Regions from separate parts of the Homo sapiens genome. Here regions 2, 3, 4 and 5 are each linked to region 1. Evidence: chromatin contacts called from ENCODE Hi-C or POLR2A ChIA-PET data. All regions are on one chromosome and are shown on one strand. Each heading gives the region's core, a stretch centred on a gene start or an enhancer-like site at or near the end of the contact. The rest is flanking DNA. Distances are from core to core; before and after follow the strand shown. Region 1 has its middle 210 kb from the start of TFCP2L1. Region 2 has its middle 36 kb from the start of INHBB. Region 3 holds the start of INHBB (inhibin subunit beta B). Region 4 holds the start of LINC01101 (long intergenic non-protein coding RNA 1101). Region 5 holds the start of CLASP1 (cytoplasmic linker associated protein 1).

What was found. Hi-C counts contacts between places; a loop is a spot of excess contacts on that map. ChIA-PET counts read pairs that join two places held with the same protein, here RNA polymerase II (POLR2A). Pooled maps may share reads with other maps.
Region 2: a map of PC-9 shows a loop between it and region 1 (7-fold over the local background). The contact joins two enhancer-like sites. A Hi-C loop is called at or near these places in 2 of 168 maps with a recorded cell type or tissue (PC-9 and transverse colon) and 6 of 50 pooled maps. POLR2A ChIA-PET finds 5 or more read pairs at or near these places in 3 of 52 experiments (AG04449, PC-9 and WTC11).
Region 3: a map of dorsolateral prefrontal cortex shows a loop between it and region 1 (4-fold over the local background). The contact joins the promoter of INHBB here to the enhancer-like site in region 1. A Hi-C loop is called at or near these places in 39 of 168 maps with a recorded cell type or tissue (HepG2, IMR-90, PC-3 and 25 more), 4 of 37 single-sample maps with no recorded cell type and 39 of 50 pooled maps. POLR2A ChIA-PET finds 5 or more read pairs at or near these places in 3 of 52 experiments (PC-3 and WTC11).
Region 4: POLR2A ChIA-PET joins it to region 1 with 16 read pairs in WTC11. The contact joins the promoter of LINC01101 here to the enhancer-like site in region 1. POLR2A ChIA-PET finds 5 or more read pairs at or near these places in 4 of 52 experiments (Caco-2 and WTC11).
Region 5: a pooled map shows a loop between it and region 1 (12-fold over the local background). The contact joins the promoter of CLASP1 here to the enhancer-like site in region 1. A Hi-C loop is called at or near these places in 6 of 50 pooled maps. POLR2A ChIA-PET finds 5 or more read pairs at or near these places in 3 of 52 experiments (HEK293, HEK293T and activated CD4-positive, alpha-beta T cell).

What each region holds. Positions count from the first base shown.
Region 1 is chr2:121,073,619-121,077,333 of GRCh38, forward strand. No RefSeq gene overlaps it. Among named protein-coding and RNA genes, the nearest start is that of TFCP2L1, 210 kb to the right of the region's middle. RefSeq lists enhancers at 791-1,641, 1,224-2,123, 1,642-2,493 and a silencer at 1,535-1,829. Within about 2 kb of position 1,623, at least 3 of the 41 ENCODE cell types and tissues checked have a DNase peak (open chromatin) inside an H3K27ac peak, as active enhancers do; they include dorsolateral prefrontal cortex and ovary, where a contact is called at or near this core.
Region 2 is chr2:120,308,410-120,312,124 of GRCh38, forward strand. No RefSeq gene overlaps it. Among named protein-coding and RNA genes, the nearest start is that of INHBB, 36 kb to the right of the region's middle. Within about 2 kb of position 2,007, at least 2 of the 41 ENCODE cell types and tissues checked have a DNase peak (open chromatin) inside an H3K27ac peak, as active enhancers do.
Region 3 is chr2:120,344,466-120,348,180 of GRCh38, forward strand. It overlaps INHBB (inhibin subunit beta B), which reads left to right and starts at 1,671. Exons shown (of 2, transcript NM_002193.4): 1 at 1,671-2,171. The coding sequence starts at 1,724. It overlaps LOC105373989 (putative cuticle collagen 91), which reads left to right. Exons shown (of 3, transcript XM_047446882.1): 3 at 422-1,528. The coding sequence ends at 1,449.
Region 4 is chr2:120,464,524-120,468,238 of GRCh38, forward strand. It overlaps LINC01101 (long intergenic non-protein coding RNA 1101), which reads right to left and starts at 1,826. Exons shown (of 1, transcript NR_027181.1): 1 at 1-1,826. RefSeq lists an enhancer at 1,580-2,122.
Region 5 is chr2:121,647,304-121,651,018 of GRCh38, forward strand. CLASP1 (cytoplasmic linker associated protein 1) reads right to left here and starts at 2,159. Exons shown (of 41, transcript NM_001395891.1): 1 at 2,069-2,159. It overlaps NIFK-AS1 (NIFK antisense RNA 1), which reads left to right and starts at 2,351. Exons shown (of 4, transcript NR_037857.1): 1 at 2,351-3,078; 2 at 3,165-3,379. RefSeq lists enhancers at 1,113-1,741, 1,742-2,368, 2,400-2,669.

The DNA.
Region 1 (3,715 bases), core at 373-2,872:
ACAGAGACACACACACGCAGACACCCACAGACACACAGACACAGACACACACGCAGACACACACAGACACACAGACACACGCAGACACAGACACGTATACACACAGACACACACACAGACACACAGACACACCCACAGACACACACACAGACACACACACATACATATATAGACACGCACACACACACAGATACGCACAGACACACACAGATACATAGACACGCACGCACACACAGATACACACAGACACATGCAGACACACAAACACGTAGACACACACACACAGACACACACAGACACACACACACACGACCTATTACAGGGACTTGGCCTTGTGAAACCTTGGGCACTGGCCACCCCGTCTAAGGGAACTGCTGCTTCTCCGGTGCGTGGAGCTGGCAGGGCGGGCGTGGGGAAAAGGGGATGACCATGAAGTGGGGTAGGAGGACAAACGGAACCTGACAGGCTGAGCTGGAACTCCCACCGGGAAGTGGCAGACCCCAAGTCAATCTGTCCCCTGCTCTAAGCCTCTACCTTCGAGGATGGGCACCCCGTGGAAGAAGCCGGCACTTTCATGAACTAAGCATATACCTGGCCTGGGAGTCAAGAAGGCCACAGGAGGCTCTGGCTGGGCTGGAAGAGCTATGCCCCAGCTGCCTGGACACCAAATCCATCTCCTGAGATCAGCAGCACCTGCGAGTCCCCTGTGTGTTGGGAGGCACTGGCCCCTCTCGCCTTCTGAGTGTAAAAGGAAGACATGACTGCTGCTCCCTCTGCCCCTCCCCTGGGGCCCCAGATAACCCAAGCCTGTGCAGGGAAGGGAGTTCTGGGTGCTGCAGTTCAGCTCAGCTAGGCTGACCGGACACACATCTGTCACACCACCCCAGAGCCTAACCCATGCCGGGTCCTGGAGCTACTCCCGGTGGTGGCCACACTTCCTGCCTCCAGGAAATCCATCATCTCCTGGGAAAGACAAGTCAAGAGACAAAAACACCATTGAATGTGCACGGTGAGGTGGGCAATAGCCATGCAGGCCTGACGGGGAGAATGTGTCCCGTACCAGGGGAAGACTGCAGTGGCCCCCAGGGATGGAGAGGGCCGAGGTCCCGGGGAGGGGGCAGCTGTGCCAGCTCCAGGGCCTTCACTTCTGGGCCTTGGGCTGATGATGCTCCCCTGGGGAGGGCAAAAGGGAGGACAGCGAGGAGCAGGCTTTGGGTGGGACCAGCTGGGAACAATACCTGTGTCTGCCTTGCCAAGCCTCACAATTCCTATCTAGAAAATGGGGTTGTTGGGAGAATTGAAGATAAAATATATACAAGTATTGCACTGGACCTGACTCTCCCCACCCCAAAGTTGACCATTCCCAAAATTGACAGTGTCGTTATCTAGGTCCTAAAAAATCCAAGGGAGAAATGAGATTTCCTGTGTCTTCCCAGAAGCTACGCCACTGCTCTTGAACTTGGGAATTGCCACGAAGTGCAGGGGGTGGGGTGGACACGGAGGTCTGTAGGGCCGAGGAAAAAAAACACGACACAACTGGGGCCTTCCAGGGTCTCCCCCGACCCCTGTTCATCCTGCCTGCAGCACCTCATTCCCAACGAGGGCCTGCAGCCAGCTCCTGCCATCTGCCATGAGTTATAGAAAACAGGCAGTGATTAATCAGCCAGTCAACGCCGCGTGCAGCTATCCTCTTTCATTTATCTGCCCCCTGACCCCCCCAGCACAGTCCACGCAGCAATAGGCAAGTGTATTAATCATACGCTTTAAAAATATTTAAAGGAGGAGCTGAGCCTGGAGCAGAGTCTCCTTTAATGGACTCATTTTCAGCTGAGGGTGAGTATGCTAATTAGGAGATAAAACAAACGGGCTGTTTGAAATGCAAATGAGCTGCTGGGAGCACTTCTGGTCCCTTCCTTCCCTGCCGCCTGTTTGGGAGGCTAAATCTTATTTCTCCCAGCCGCTTCCCGCCACCGATTTCTAACCAGAAAAGATAGTGGCTGATTCTAAAACTGAGAGGTACTAGGTCGTGTTTTCACCGCCCCCCCTCCCCGCCCCCCGCCTTTGCCCTGGATCAAGGAGCAGAGAGGACAAAAGTTGCCCCAACTCCAACTCCAGCATGAAAAAACCCCAGCCGGGAGGGGAGGCGTGGCTGCTCTCCCCCCATCTCCTGGCACCCACCCAGTCCTCCCCATCTCTTGCCAACCCTGCCCCCTCAGTTTCTCTCCTCTCCTTTTCCTCTGCCTCTGCCCAGCTTGGCGTTTCCCAGCTCGCCTCCCTGCCCACCTCCTTGCCCTCTCCATTCCGTCAGCTGCTAGCAGGAGCCTCGGGCACAAATCCAGAGCCTTCCTGGCTGCAGCCTTTCCTGGGGTCCCAGGCACCACTCCCACCTACCACCCAGTCTAAACCCCGCCTCCTGTCCCCGCTGCCCTGGGGCCCTCCCTGCCCCATCACAACCACACACCTGCTATTCCCTCCTCTGGGCTTGGGGAATCCTAGTGCCCCTGCTTGGAGCCTTCCCTCCCACCTCCCGTGGCTGGCTCCCCAGCCCTTCAGGACTCAGGGCGCATCACCTCCTCAGGGAAGCCCTCAGACCTCCTGGTGCCTTCGTGATTCCTGGATCTGGCACCTGTCTTGGGTGTGACAAAGCATGTATGTGTTTGTGGATTTGTCACCCCTCTTCCCAGGACCTAGGGCTCCTTGGCGCAGGAGCTGTTTTCTCCCCTGCCATGCGCCGTGCCTGCTGGCACATGGCTAGCATCTAGTGAGTGCACACTGAGTTGAGTTGATTGCTAGGAGGCCCATGAGCTCCCTGCATCCCCTGACAGGCACTGCACCAGCCTAGGGAGCCCTGGCAGCTCGGGATGACCACCTGCTCTAAGGCAGGTCTGGAGAGGCAGAGAGGAGCATTCAATCCAGGGGCCACCTCATTTAAGATACGCAGTGTTCCACCTGGAAAGACGGCTCCAAGTCCACCCCTGCCAGTGGGGCTTGTCCCAGTGCAGCGTCTGCTTATTCTAGGAGACGGGAAGAGTGACCTGCACTGTCAGGCAGGGTCAGACGCTGCCTCTTAACTTCGCCGGCTCAGACTCTTGGCTGGTTCAGGTGTGGAGCTTCCAGCCCCAGCCCTACCCAAGCAGTCCCCAGGCGTCTCTTCAAGATTCCCAGAACCCAGGTGATCACAGTCTGGCTTCCATCTGTCCTGGGCACAGCCGAGCAGGAGCCCAATCATAATATCGGGGCATTAAATATTTAAACATTGTCTTCAGGTAACCGCCCCCCGCCCCCCGCCCCCCGCAAGTCTGAACTCTCTCCCGACTCAGTCCAGTTCACTGGTATTCTCATTCTCCAACTCCTTATCAAACTGTGTCTCAGGTGGGATTGTCTGGGAAGCAGACGCTGAGACGGAGTGAGGGGTGCAATAGCGTAACGGGGAGCACCACCTGTAAGAGGAGAGGGAAGAAGCAAGGTGGGCGGGGCCGGCCATCCTGATGCATCCTCCCTGCACAACCTGCACCTGCCAGCAGAGGGCGCCGGAGCAAAGCGCGCCCGTCCCATCTCAGGAGGCCTGTGGCCGCGGAAGGGGCCGGGATGGGGATCATTGCCCTGCTCAGTCCTTGCTGGGGCCACCCCAGAATAGTGTGCCTTCAGCTCGGAAACAGGCAAAGCCAACAGCTGGACCCCAGTTCGCAGCTGGGCATCAGTACTTTCTTGAAGG
Region 2 (3,715 bases), core at 757-3,256, 760 kb before region 1:
GTTAGAGGAGCTGCCCTCAAGTCCCTAGGGCCTCCCATGGTTCCCTGCGCTGTGGCCTTCCCCACGGGTCATTCATGACGTGGCAATTGGCTTCTTCATGGCCAGCAAAATGTAACATAATGTAGTCAAGATGGAGTGCCATCCATCACACTGGCCGTATTCCATTGGTTAGAAGTGAGTCACAGGTCCCGCCCACACTAGAGGGGAGAGAATTGCACAAAGGCAGGGGTGAGTACCAGGAGGTGGGGCTCAGGGGGCTGCCCCAGGCTTTGTTGCCACAGTGGGCTAGTCACCCTCCCATGCAAAGCAGACCCCGAACGCCAGGGTGGCTTCTTTTGGGTCAGGACTCAGTTCTGGGGCTGGGCTGCTGTGGCTAGAAGGGGGTTAGTTTGCCCAGCCTGGAGCATGGCAGCCTCTTCGTGCTACCTGCCTCTGGGCACCTGTGCCAAGGGGTCCCTGGCATTGCAGGCCCAGGGCATCATGTCCTGTTCTTTGGGACCCAGGGGCGAGGGGAATTTGCTTGAGTTCACACCGCAGTAAACATTGTACTGGTAAAAACCTGTACGCTACTCATGAGATTCACTTTTTCTAGGTAAGCGGGTGGTTTGGGTAGTCTAAAGATTGACACTGGCATTCTTTGGATGCTGTCTCAGCTTTTCTCATGTTCCATCTCCTCAGAATGGGTAGTAACACATTTATTGATTTTTTTTTTTTTGAAATGGAGTTTCGCTCTTGTTGCCCGGGCTGGAGTGCAATGGCGCAACTCGGCCCACCACAACCTCCGCCTCCTGGGTTCAAGCGATTCTCCTGCCTCAGTCTCTCAGGTAGCTGGGATTACAGGCGTGCACCACCACACCCAGGTAATTTTGTATTTTTAGTAGAGATGGGGTTTCTCCATGTTGGTCAGGATGGTCTCAAACTCCTGACCTCAGGTGATCCGCCCGCCTCGGCCTCCCAAAGTGCTGGGATTACAGACGTGAGCCACCGCGCCCGGCTGATTTTTCTACACTGATTTTCAACACTTAGAATAAATCAACTTTTCAGTAGCTGTTTTCTCATCTCTGTTTAAAATACTCAGCATTCCCCATTTTCTGAACTTACAAAAAGTTTTGACATAAATAATTAACAGTTTAACAAAAATCTTTAACACTGAATATGAGAACTTTGCCTTTCGAATTTAAAGAAAAAAGTCACTTGGCTTTTTTGTTTTCTTTTTTTTTTTTTTTGAGACAGGGTCTCACTTGTCATCCAGGCTGGAATGTTGTGGTGCCATCATAGCTCACTGCAGCCTCAATCTCCTGGACTCCAGCAATCCTCCTGGCTCTGTCTCCCGAGTAGCTGAGACTACAGGTGTGGCCAGCTAATTGCTTGATTTTTTTTGTACAGATGGGGTCTCGCTATGTTGCTTAGTCTAGTCTCAAACTTCTGGGCTCAAGTGATCCTTCTGCCTCAGCTTCCCAAAGCATTGGGATTATGGGCTGGGCATGGTGGCTCACACCTGTAATCTCATCACTTTGGGAGGCCGAGGTGGGTGGATTGCCTGAGGTCAGGAGTTCGAGACCCGCCTGGCCAACATGGTGAAGCCCCATCTCTACTAAAAATATAAAAATTAGCCAGGCGTGGTGGGGCACCTGTAATCCCAGCTACTATGGAGGCTGAGCCAGGAGAATTGCTTGAACCCGGGAGGCAGAGGCTGCAGTGGGCCAACATCGCGCCACTGCACTCCAGGCGGCCTGGGCAACAGAGCGAGACTCAGTATTTTTTTTTAAAAAAACAAAAACCCACAAAGCATTGGGATTATGGGCGCGAGTCACCGTGCCCGGCCTCACTTGACTTTTCTGTGCTTCACCTTCCTCATCTGTAAAATGAGGGGGGTAGTAAGCCATTCTCTGTTTCTGAGGTGCTGAACTTCTGGGGCTACCCTCTCCCAGGCTTGTGGTTAGGATCAAAGGAGGACAAAGCACAGGTGTTGGCTGCCCAAACACACACCAGGGGTGTAATCACACCACAAAGAGTTCCATTGTGATGCTGCAGCTATTTTAAATAGAATTGCTTCTCTTCTGTCTCAGGCTTATTTGCTTATAATGCTTCATTTGTATATGACTTTTCAGAAACCTGTTCTATAGATTGAGATTCCCACATCAATTGCTAAGCCCTAGCACAGAGGCCTAGCTAGGTCACCAAAAAGGTTTAATGACAAATTCGGGGTCTTTGCATTCCTGACTGTACATTTTTGATGGAATCTCCTCTCCATCATGTCTTTGACTTGTTGCTACTGTTTCAACCAAAACAGTACTGTTTTGAACTGGCTGTTCAGCCAACAGCCAGTACTGTTTCTACTGGCTGGTTTGTTTGTTCGTTTGGTTTTTTGTTTGTTTGTTTTAGATGAAGTCTCTGTCGCCCAGGCTGGAGTGCAGTGGCATGATCCTGGCTCACTGCAACCTCCACCTCCCACGTTCAAGCGATTCTCCTGCCTCAGCCTCCCGACTAGCTGGGATTACAGGTGTGCACCATCATGCCCAGCTAATTTTTGTATTTTTAGTATAGACAGGGTTTCACCATGTTGGCCAGGCTGGTTTCCAACTCCTGGCCTCAAGTGGTCCACCCGCCTCGGCCTCCCAAAGTGCTGGAATTACAGGTGTGAGCCACTGCGCCCTGCCTCTCCTGACTGTTTTTACTCAAATGCCAGGAAGTCATTGGTGCCACAATCTGACTTTCCGTCAGCACTGGCCTGCATGTCCCATTGAATTGGGATAGTGTTCTTCAAAAAATATGGCACGAAATACTAGTTCTTAGAAATGCAAATTGGTTTTTCAGGAAACAAGGGTTTTATGACTGAATGTGCTCATGGAACATTGCATGTTCATGTTAGAGTCCTCCTTTCTGGAGGTTCAAAGCCCTTATTAGGACACTTTATTTTTAATCCAATATTTTCTGGGCTTATTTGAATAGGAAACACTTTTTTTTAAATTAAAAAAGTTGAGAACAAAACACTTATTCATATACTACAGGTCAAAACAATCTTTGGCAAATGCTACACATGTGCACAGATATGGTTTCTTTTGAAAGTTTATGTTAGCTCTGGAAGACCCTAGAGCTCCTTGGCTGCTGCCTGAACCCTGTGACCCGATTCCTTTAAAATTACACTTTTTGGCTGGGCGTGGTGGCTGATGCCTGTAATCTCAGCACTTTGGGAGGCAGAGGTGGGAGGATCACTTGAGCTCAGGAGTTTGAGACCAGCCTAGGCAACATGATGAGACCCTGTCTCTATTAAAAAACAATAACTAGAAAAATTAGACATCTTTTTTTTTTTTTTTTGAGATGGAGTCTTGCTCTGTCGCCCAGGCTGGAGTGCAGTGGCACAATCTCAGCTCACTGCAATCTCTGCCTCCCAGGTTTAAGGAATTCTCAGCTTCAGCCTCCTGAATAGCTGGGATTTCAGGGACGTGCCACCACGCCCAGCTAATTTTTTTGTATTTTTAGTAGAGATGAAGTTTCACCATCTTGGCCAGGCTGGTCTTGAACTCCTGACCTCGTGATCCACCTGCCTCGGCCTCCCAAAGTACTGGGATTACAGGCGTGAGCCACCGCGCTCAGCCGAAAAATTAGCCTTCTTTTTAAAAAGCATGCTGCTTTAATAAACTTATCATTTCCTATGTTTTTTCGTGGTTTGTTTGGAAATTAGCAACTAGCTTTCCTCTTCTGGTTCATCATT
Region 3 (3,715 bases), core at 421-2,920, 730 kb before region 1:
GGCTCGGCCGCGAGGGAGCGCCCCGGGAGGGCCGGGGGCGGCCACGGCGGCGGGAGTCGCCTCTGCTGGTTGGGGAGGGCGGCAGCTGGGACAGAGGCAGGGCCTGCGCGGCGGCGGGGAGGCGGGAGTGGGCCGGGAGGAGCGCCTGGGTCCAGCGCCTGGAACCCGTCGGTGCCGCCGGCCGCCCAGCTGGGCAAGGGTCCGGGGCGCCCACGTGGTGGGAAAGTTTCGAGGTAGCAAAAGTAGCCCGGCATTGCGGGGGGTGGGAGGGGAGAGGAGGGGAGGGGAGAGGGCCGGCTCGCCCCTCCTTCTCGGGAAGGCAGAAAGGAAAAAAGCGGTGGGAAGCAGGGGTGAGCGCGGGGAGCGGGCAGCCCCAACCTGAACAGATTCCGCTTTCTCCTCCTCCCCCCACCCCGGGAAGCTCGAGCGGGGAGGTACGGACCGTCTCCTCTCGCACGGGCAGGACGACACCCTCCCTCCCCCCCTTTTTTCTGCCAACGTCTATCTCAACGCGCGCGCACATACGGAGATTGTGCGGCTTTTTTCCCCCTTGGGAGAAAAAACGGGGAGAGTAAAAGAAGAGAGACCAAAGAGAAGAACTCCTCCTCGGCGAGCTCCGCACTCCGTGCCGCGGCCCGGCGCGGGGACGCCGCCGCCGCCCGCCCGCTCTCTCCCGGCCCTGCGGCGGGTGCCAGTACGAGCGCGAGCGAGGGCACTGCACCCGGGGACGCTGCGAGACTTTTCGGCGCTCGAGCCGACCTCGCCGCCGCCGCGGCAGGCAGAAGAGACAGGAGCGAGAAGGGCCCTGCCTCCCCCTCGCCTTCCTCGCCCGGCGCCCCGCGCCCGGCCGGGCCGCGCAGGCAGGCGGAGGGAAGGAGGGAGGCTGCGAGGAGGCGGGCGGAGCAGAGGCCCCGGCGAAGCGCGCTGCGGCCGCCCGCCCGTGGATGCGGCGCCCAGGGATCCTGGAGACAACTTTGCCGTGTGACGCGCCGGGAGGACTGCAGGGCCCGCGGCCGAGGGCTCGGCGCCGCCTGTGAGCGGGCCCGCGCGGCCGGCTCTCCCGGGCACCAAGCTTGCTCCGCGCCACTGCCCGCCGGCCCGCGGCGAGGACGACCTGCCCGTCTCCGCCGCCGGCGGCCCTTCCTGGCGCGAGGCAGTGAGGGCGAGGCGCTCAGGTGCGAGCGCGGGGCCCCGCCGCAGCGCCCGCCGCAGCGCCGCGCCAAGCCGCGCCCGGCTCCGCTCCGGGGGGCTCCAGCGCCTTCGCTTCCGTCTCAGCCAAGTTGCGTGGACCCGCTCTTTCGCCACCTTCCCCAGCCGCCGGCCGAACCGCCGCTCCCACTGACGCTGCTTTCGCTTCACCCGAACCGGGGCTGCGGGGCCCCCGACGCGGAAAGGATGGGGAGAAGGCTGCAGATGCCGAGGCGCCCCGAGACGCCCGTGCGGCAGTGACCCGCGACCTCCGCCCCGCCCGGCGCGCCCCTCGGGCCCCCGGGGCCCTCGGCGCCCCTTCCCTGCCGCGCGGGAACCCCCGAGGCCCGGCCGGCCCCCTCCCCCTGCGAGCCGGCGGCAGCCCTCCCGGCGGGCGGGCGGGCGGAGGCCCGGGCGGGCGCGGGCGCGGGCGGGGGCGGGGCGGGGCGGCGCGCCCGGAGCCCGGAGCCCGGCCCTGCGCTCGGCTCGACTCGGCTCGCCTCGCGGCGGGCGCCCTCGTCGCCAGCGGCGCACCATGGACGGGCTGCCCGGTCGGGCGCTGGGGGCCGCCTGCCTTCTGCTGCTGGCGGCCGGCTGGCTGGGGCCTGAGGCCTGGGGCTCACCCACGCCCCCGCCGACGCCTGCCGCGCCGCCGCCACCCCCGCCACCCGGATCCCCGGGTGGCTCGCAGGACACCTGTACGTCGTGCGGCGGCTTCCGGCGGCCAGAGGAGCTCGGCCGAGTGGACGGCGACTTCCTGGAGGCGGTGAAGCGGCACATCTTGAGCCGCCTGCAGATGCGGGGCCGGCCCAACATCACGCACGCCGTGCCTAAGGCCGCCATGGTCACGGCCCTGCGCAAGCTGCACGCGGGCAAGGTGCGCGAGGACGGCCGCGTGGAGATCCCGCACCTCGACGGCCACGCCAGCCCGGGCGCCGACGGCCAGGAGCGCGTTTCCGAAATCATCAGCTTCGCCGAGACAGGTGGGTCCGGCCCTCCGGCTGTCTGCCGCGGTCCCCGCTCGCTCCCGCTCTCCCTCTCCTTGCTAGCTCCGGCTGCCACCGCCGCCACCGCAGCCCGCGCGCCCTGGGGCAGCCTGGACTCCCGGCAGAGCTCCTTCGGCCGTGGCCCTGCGCGCTCCGCCCGGGTTGCAGTCCTCTTCCCCCAGGCCGCAGACCCTTGCCTGCTGCCTCAACCCCCCGCCGCCGATCGCCTGGCCCTCCACCCCTGCTCTCCGGAATCGGGCCCCAGCGCCTCTGGGCGCGCGTCCCCCTCCCGGCAGATGCGCGCGGCCCTGGCTCTGCGGGCACTTGCTTGGTGATTGCTTAATGTTTTTGTTTCCCACGATCGGAGTGTAGGCTTAGCAGTGTGGATGGAGATGTGTGTGCTTGTTGATATACGTGGGCCGGAGGAGAGAGAGAGTGTGTGTGTATCTGTGTGTGTGTCTGTGTGTGTGTGTGCCTGCGTGAGAGGCCCCTGGGGCCGCTTCCATCACCGGCGGCGTGGGCTTGCCAGGATTGCTGAAGCCTCGCTGGGGAGAGCTAGGCAACCTCTCTTCCGATTGTGTGGGCACCGGAATCGGGCGGAAGGCAGGCTTCTCAACAGGTCCATCATTTACACAGAGAAAGCCGCGGTTCGGGGACAGCCCCGTGCCTCTCGGCTTGCCTGGCAGCTGCAGCAGACCCCTCGCCCGAGAGGCAGAGTCGTAGTTAACAAAGGGTATGGCTCCTTTCTGGAATCCGCCCCCCCCCCCGGCCCCAGATTGCAAATCTCTAACACTGTCTAAATATAAAAATCAGGGAGAGAAAAATCTTTCGGAACTTTAAAAGAAGGAGAAAAATGTGCCCGCGCCAAAATGCTGCAAGTGCTTTCGACTCCGCTGTCCTTTTCAGGACTTGAATGAGCCAGGCTGGCTTTTGTGCCTGGAGCTCGGCCCCATTTGTGCCGAGGGGACTGCGGAGAAGGTCGCAGAGGGGGAAGCCCCGGTGCAGTTAGGGCGGGGGCAAGCGGGGAGCCTCGGTGGGGGGAGCGGTTGTGCCCCTGGCTGCAAATGCCCCCCACCCCACCAGGCAGCAGGCAGCCCGGGGATGAAAAGGGATGAAAAGTTTTGCATGGCCGGGTGTGGAGAAAAGCAGAGACAATCGGGGCTGGTTTGTGCTTAGAAAGAAATGCATTGCCGTTTTAGCTGTCCACTAAAGTGAGTCAGGGAAAGCTCGCCATGCAATTAGAGGGCTCGGATTAAAAGGTGCTTTGGGGCCCAGAGTTAGAAATGTGATTCTGGAAGGTCGAGGAGGCCTTTTGGTCCCGGTGGCACAAAATGACAGCGGGGGCTGTTATATTTCTGGTCCGTTTCACGGAGCCAGCTCTTTGACTTATAAATAACAGATTCAGGTCACAGGCAGCTCGTCCAAGACCAGCTTTTAAGGCTGCAGTTTCCCCCATTTCAAAGTCAGATGTCAGTGTTATTAGAGGAGCCAGGCGAGGCCTGAGGTAGGGGCTTGGGAGGGGCATGGTGGGAGGTTTGATA
Region 4 (3,715 bases), core at 576-3,075, 610 kb before region 1:
TGGGAAGTTTGCCTTCATTCAGTCCTGCGAAGCCTCGGAGGAAAGGCTGAGCTTGGTGCTGTCACCCTGTCTCCCTCCAGGTCACCTCCAGGTCACAGTGTGGCTGGGGCTCTTGGGCCTTCAGTTTTCTTCCTGCCGAGTGGGTTCAGGAAGAGCAGGCTCTGAGTCACTGGGGCCCCGGCTGGTGATGGGGGCTTAGACACGTGTATGGTCCATTGCTGCCCTCCAGGGATGAGGCTCATCTCAGGACCGTGCCCTGGCTTCTGTCAAGGCGGCTCTGTGGTTGTTCGGGGCCTACTCTGTCCGGCCACAGCTCTGGGCCTTTTTCCACCAGCCTTCTTTGAGCTCTCCCTTGGCTTTGGGAGCAGCATGAGATTTTTCCATGCTTCCGGCTCCGTTGCCCACAAGCTGAACAGTGACTTGGTGTCAGGGTGGCAAAGAGAATAGGTGCCTTACTGGGAATGGGCAGTGGTGGGGGATCAGGGAGAGGGAGGCTAGAGGGTGGACAGGACCTCCCAGCAGCGGCAAGAACAGCTCCAGCTCCTGCCTTCTTGGAACCCTTCTGCCATGGAGCCCCCCAGGCTGAGGAGGCCTCATGGGGGCCATTTCGCACACCAAGAGGCTGAGTCACTTGCCCAAGATTGGGCCTCTGGTGAGTGACAGGCAATTGGACCGGTCAGGGTGACCCGGGGCATGCGGTCTCACCACCTCACCACAGTGCTCTCTTCCCACGGCAGCACCCTGCCTAGAGGATGGTGGCTGGGCCAGGCGCTGCCCCCACTGCCTCACAGGCCTCTTGGGGGTCAGAGATGGACAGGGGTTTAGGTAGTCCCTCCTCCATCCTGTCCTCATGGATGGATGCCTGTGCCCTCCCTAGATTTTTCTCACGGTCCGAAGGAAGGGCTAGCCCCTGGAGAGCATCTTATCTCTTGTTTGATGGATGGCCCAGAGAGGGTGAGTGGCTTGCCTGGGGCCACAGAGCAAACTGGAGTCAGGGCCACCCAAACACAGGAGTCCTGACTCCCAGACACTCATGCACTGGCGGGGCAGGGCCTACACTGTCTTCCCTGCTTCCCAGGAAGATACCTTGTGGGTAGATGTGGGAGGGAACAGGCCGGCCTTGACCAGTGCCATCCACTCAGCTGTTAAATATTCTGGGAATCCATAAAACTGACAGCCAACTCGTGGGGATGGTCGTGGCTCCTGTGTTCCCCACCAACCAGCAGGGGCACCTGGGGAAACCTCCAGTGCAGAAATCGTACTCTGCCATTTCCTGTATCTCCAGCTATTCCCCATCTGAAGAGTGAGGTGGTTAGACCAGGTCCCTGGTTTTCTTCCAGTCACCCCCTGCTGGAATGCCAGGAGCTCTCTTCTGTGCTGGGGGAAGCTGCCGCTGGCCTCAGCTTCCCCATCTGTGAGATCGGGCTCCATGCCCGTCTTGTTGGACTCATCAAGAGACCCATGGGGAGGAAAGAGCTTGCAAGGAGAGCAGCTAAGGAAAGACCGGAATCGTCCGAGCCCTTTGTCCCTTCCTGTATCAGCAGCAGGCGACCTGCCCACCAGCCGGGGCCTCCCGTTCCGTTCCATTCCGTTTAAGTAAGCTCTTTCCCTGTGCAAGGGAGCAACCGACCTCAAAGGCCCGGCCCACAAAGGGGCCCCCGACATGGCTGGGAACAATGCGGCCTGTTTACCTGACAGATTGTCCGCTTTCTTTTCATCTCGTAGGAAAAGAACTCCCACGGGGAGCCGCTAATCCCAGAGTAAACAGATGACCTCGTGGTGCCTTTCTCCCGGAGGTGGGGTTCCTAGCGCAGCACCCCAACTGTGCAAACAGACCCTGGAGGGCTCGATGCGCCTGCGGGGGCGTGGCTGGGGACCTGGGCCTGGGCCAGGAGGGGCCTTTCCCTCTCGCCAGCCCTCTTTTCTTCCTTTGTGATTTCAATTGAATGGGGAGAAGCTCAAAGGCAGGGGCATGAAAGGTCAAAGCCAATTTGCAGGGCCAAGTGTGGGGGAGGAGAGAAGGGCCCAGACCAAGCATTCTTTTTGGAGGCCTGACCTTGACCTGGAAGCAACTCCTCCCTCTCTCGGCTCTTCTGAGGACACTGCCCTGGCAGAGCTGGCTTTGCCTTCTGGCCACCCCCCTTACTAGCTGTGTGACAGAGGCCAGAAAATGCTCCTTTCTGAGCCTCAGTTTCCTCATCTGGAAAGCAGAGATACAGGGACCTGTCGGGTAGGACTGCTGTAAAATATTGTGGTGTGCTTTCCATAAGTGATGGCTGTTTATGATTAGGGAGGGAGTGAGGCTGAGTCTTGAAGCTGGAATGCCAGTGGAGGCCAGAGGGTATTCCAGGCTGGAGGGACAGGCAGAGCTGGGACAAAGGCACTCAGATGGCAATGAATAGTGTTTGTCTGGGAGACTGAATAAAATAGGCTCTGAAGCAACATATTATTGTAGGGTGGTTATTTCTGGGAAGGAAACAGAATTCCCCCTCTTCCCAGCAGTGTGACCTTGGGCGAACCATTTGACCTCTTGATCCTTCAGTTTCCTCGTTTATAAATGGGGATGCAAAGTCTTGTATCGAAGGACTTTCATGAAGATGAAAAGAACCTGATGTACAGCAGACACTCAAACATTAGCTTTTAGGGCTTTAGAAAGGTCAAGTTCTCCCAGTACTTTGGGAGGCTGAGGCAGGTAGATCGCCTGAGGTCAGGAGTTTGAGACCAGGCTAGCCAACACGGTGAAACCCCCTCTCTACTAAAAATACAAAAAATTAGCTGGGTATGGTGGCACATGCCTGTAATACCAGCTACTTGGGAGGCTGAGGCAGGAGAATTGCTTAAACCCGGGAGGCGGAGGTTGCAGTGAGCCGAGATTGTGCCATTGCACTCCCGCCTGGGCAACAGAGTGAGACTCTGTCTTGAAAAAAAAAAAAGAAAGGGCAGGTTGTAGGTTCTTTATGCCCTGAATGAGGCTGTGGGAGTCTGGTGGAGTCAAAGACACAGGAGACCCATCACGCCCACTTGGTCACTAGCAGACAGCCCTTTCCCTTGGGCTGCAGGGAGCCAGGGTGGGAGCCTCACAAAGGGTGTAGCCTTGAGCACCCAGCTGGCCCAAGGGCCTGAGCCTGCAACCCCCCTTTCCTGGGCTGTATCTTCTGGTCTGTTCCTTGGATCTCCTGGGCCTGCTCCTCTCATCTTAGCCCTCAGGAAGTCCTTGATCCCCAGCCCCTATTTGGGGTAGAGAAGGTGAGAAATGCTTAGGGTAAGTTATACTGCCACTGGCTTCTTCAGCATCAGACCCCTGATTCAAACATGTGGTGAGTTCCTGGGCCCCTTGGCTTTCCCTAAGGGCCAGCAAAGGGCCTTTTAAAGAGAAAGAAGAAAAGGTAAGTAGGGAGCATAATATTTGATGAGCACGTTAAAGCGTTCATTCATGGGTATCAGATAGAAACGTTTGGCTTCACTTAAGGGGAATCTCAACTCACTGTGGCTTAAACAAAATTAGGTTTATTTTTCTGACATCATAATTCTGAAAACGAGTGGTTGATGGCCTTGGTCAGCTGCTGGTGATGCCAAGTACTGGGCTCTTCCCAGCTTTCTGTTCATCGTCCTTAGCACGTGGGCCTCCTCGTTGCCTTGTGGTGGCAAGATGGCAGCCTCGACTCCCTGGGAAAGTAGAGGGTCTCCCAGGAGCACCCTGTTGGTGTCTCATCGG
Region 5 (3,715 bases), core at 909-3,408, 570 kb after region 1:
GTTGCAGTGAGCTGAGATTGCACCATTGCACTTCAGCCTGGGCGACAAGAGTGAAACTCTGTTTCAAAAATAAAAATAAAAATAAATAATAAATAAAACCAGTAAACAAAATATAACACACTTAAATGACAAACTTCATGTTCTTCTGGCCAATCATTTCTCAACATCCCTGTCAAACTATTTTAAGGGTCTGAAATCTTGCTCTATAAAAAGCAAGTTCCCATCATCTGAACTACACTTAAAGAGATTCTATCCCACTAGTTACTTAAGCATAATACACCAGGCTTCAGAGTTTTACTTGCTATCAATTAAAAAAAAAGTTTACCTCTTTTACATAAATAAAGTGGAATCTGTGGGTTAATTCAAAAGCCTGACATACTAGGAGATCTGGGTTTTCCGTTCTAACACAAATTTATGGTGAAAACTTAGCAAAAGCCTTTTCTGTATTTGCCAATTCAGTTGTAACACAGAGATACAATATTTGACACCTCCACCACCAACAAAGTCTCCTCTAAGGAGTCCTGACTTTGGTTAACCTTACCTGGGAGAATTAAAAGCTATGGCTGAAAACTCCTTCATAAAAACTAAAACTTTAGAAGTCTAAAATGGTGTTACAAGGTAGCCCATAATAAACAATGAATTATAGAAACTGAGATTTCAGTAACAACTGCTAAAAAGGTGTATTACACAATTTAACAAGATAACCAGATCATCAAAATTTAAATTTCTTAACAAATGTAAAAAATAAATAATATTCAATACTCTGAGGCACTGTGCTACTTTTTATCTATATGGTCGCAACATCAATGTTGCTATTCTCCCAATCCCTTGATGAGCAAACGGAGCCAATATCCAGGATCCCTCATATCGAGAGGTCAGTTACCGTCGTAAATAATCGTAGTAATAAAAACAATTTCTAATGCCAGAATTGAAAACGGACTGTGGCACCCAAATAGGGTCCAAGGTACATGGCGGCATGAAACTATTTCTCGCTTCTGACTCTTCTGCATCACGGTCTCCCAAAGGACTAGAGAATCTGAAGCTCTCATTGCCACATCTACAAATGAAAGTATCATGTTTAAAGAGCTCACAGGTTCTACGAATGGTCAGTATTTAATGAACGCACCCCACTACACAGAAACTCACCCAGCTGCAAACTCAGCTGCAAACTCACCACAGCGTGCTTTCAGACTCCACATTAATTTTTTTTAATTTTAGAAGCAAACAACTATTTTAAAAATATTATGTAATAATTTAAACTCTGGAAAGCCCCATACTCATCCCAGCAGCTCGGAAAACGGAAAGCAAAATTCGATTAGCTCCATTGTACCTAGCCAGGCTAACGTGCAAGATCACACACTCATCTTCGTCAGAGCGTCTCTGCCAATACCAAAGAACAACAAAGGCAAGTTGAGAAGTCTGCACAGGCTTAACTCAGCACTTGTTCGCTTTCCCAGCTTCAGAAAGAAGCTCTTCGAAGGCCCCGGGAACCAAGGGGACCTTGTGCATCCCATCAAGCCGGCCGCTCCGCTCGGCGCCGCTCGCGCAGCTTTTGTCTGGCCCGGTTGGGAGCCCAGGACGGGAGCCCGGGCCGCCCGCCTCCCGGCACCCCTTCTCTCTGGATCTTTCTTCACACCCATCACTCGCCAATGACTAGTTGTTGTGGGTTTCTCTCCCTCGCCCCCTCCCTTCCTTTCAAACGCGCCCCGGGCTCGCTGGCTTCTCCCACCCGGCAGGGGAGACTCGGGTTAGGAAGGGGGCCCGGGTGGGGTCTGGAAAAGGGAAACAGAGAGGGGCACACAAAGCCCGACTGACCCCAGGGCCGATCCCCTCCCTCTGCAAAGCAGCCTGGGCTCAGCGACCTACTGGTTGGATAAACAACCCTCGCATCCCGCTCCTCGCCAGGCTCCCACCTCAGGGCCGCCCCATCCCCCCAAAGTGCACCCAAGAGCCGATGACAGCGCTGGACATCGCCCCCACCCAGACCCGGCGCCCGCCACTGCGCGGGAGGGGCCAGGGCCGCGAGAGGGCTCGGGTCTGACCCTCCGCCCCCTGACCGGGTACTTACAGCCCTGTTTTTCGTTACTGTTGCCGCTGCGGACCAGAGAGCCGCCGCCTTCTCCTCCACCCCAATGAGGTTAAGCGCTTGGTGCGGGGATTAAAAAAAAAAAAAAAGAAAAAAAAAAAAAAGACCGAGAGAGCGAGAGAGACGCCGAGGGCGCCTGCGCAGTGCGGTCACCCTTTTTCTTCTTACCGCCACCAACCCGGGTACACCATAGAGAGCGTAAACCGAGACCAGAGAGGCGGCTGCCTCTCTATGGTAACGCCCCGCGCAGGCGCTGGCCTGGCCGTGTTAGGCTTCGCTGGCGTAAAGTCCCCGGGAGCTTTGCCCCTCACGGAGAACGTTAGTTGACCCTGATGGGGACCCGTAGGGTAAAGGTTTTGTTTTTGTTTTTTTTTACGGAAAAGGTTGTGGTTAGGCCCCTTGGAAAGTTGCGACAAAACTCGAGTTAGACAAGGAAGGTCGGAACTAAGTGGCCACAGCAACAATGCACCAGCAAGCAGGGAGCGTGATAGGAAGAGCTAAAGAGGAATCGGGAAACCCTGGGTAAAAGTCGTCCAAGTGGAACTTCCTTTGGTCGGGGGTCTGATACTCGAAGGAAACGGTCTTTCACTTCTGGGTTAGGGCGTCCGCCCAGAGGGCGACTGCAATGAAGGAAATTGTGCCCTGCGACTTCCCGTAACAGAGCTGTGTGTCCACGCTCCCTTTTCCGAGCAGGCGCGGACGCTTGTGCCGGAAGTAAACTTGTTAACGGTTCTTTGCCTTTTGGGGAGGGGAGACAGCCCAGAGAAGGCTTTGGAGACCCTTGAGTCGGCCAGCGAGCAGGGTTTCTTACTTGAGCGCCTCCACAAATAAACGCTCCTTCGCTCCTCCGTCGCGTGCGTTTCCCTGGGATAATAAGTGGGAAAGTGGTGGCTTTTATTTTTTTGAGACAGGGTCTCACCGCCGTCGCCCAGGCCGGATGGAGTGCAGTGGCGCGATCACGGCTCACTGCAGCCTCGACTTCCCAGGCTCAGGTGATCCTCCTGCCTTAGCCTCCCGAGTAGCTGGAATTACAGGCGTGCACCACCCCCCCCCAACTACTTTTTGTATTTTTTTGTAGAGATGGGTTTCACCATGTTTCCCAGCCTTGTCTCAAACTCCTGACCTCAAGTGATCCGCCGTCTTGGGTCTTCGAAAGTGCTGGGACAGCAGGAGTGAGCCACCGCATCTGGCCCGGAAAGTGTTTTGGAGCGTAGAAAAATGCAAATTATAGGGCTGCCTTCAAGGATCCCGAAGGACCCACAGATTTGCCGCATCAGGCTCCTATGCACGCCGGTAATTTGATGTGTTGAGATGCACTGCCCAGTGCGTTGTTTTTACTGGAGGAGCTTGTGTGCGGAGCTCCTTGCTAGTGTATGTGTTGGGATGGGAGAGAAGTGCGGGAGAACTATGAGATAATGCCCCCTGATCCTCAGGGTCTTAGGAGGTATGGTCGGAGAGGCTAAGCTAAAGTATGAAAGCCGTGTGTAGGCCCTTCTGTGTAGTGCAGAAAAGGTAGAGGTATGTGATTTGAAAGAGTAGGGATGACATGGAGGATGCGACTCCTGGTTGGATCTATAAACTAATGTCTTTGGAACGAAAGCACATGCAACCTTTTGAAAATGGATGGGT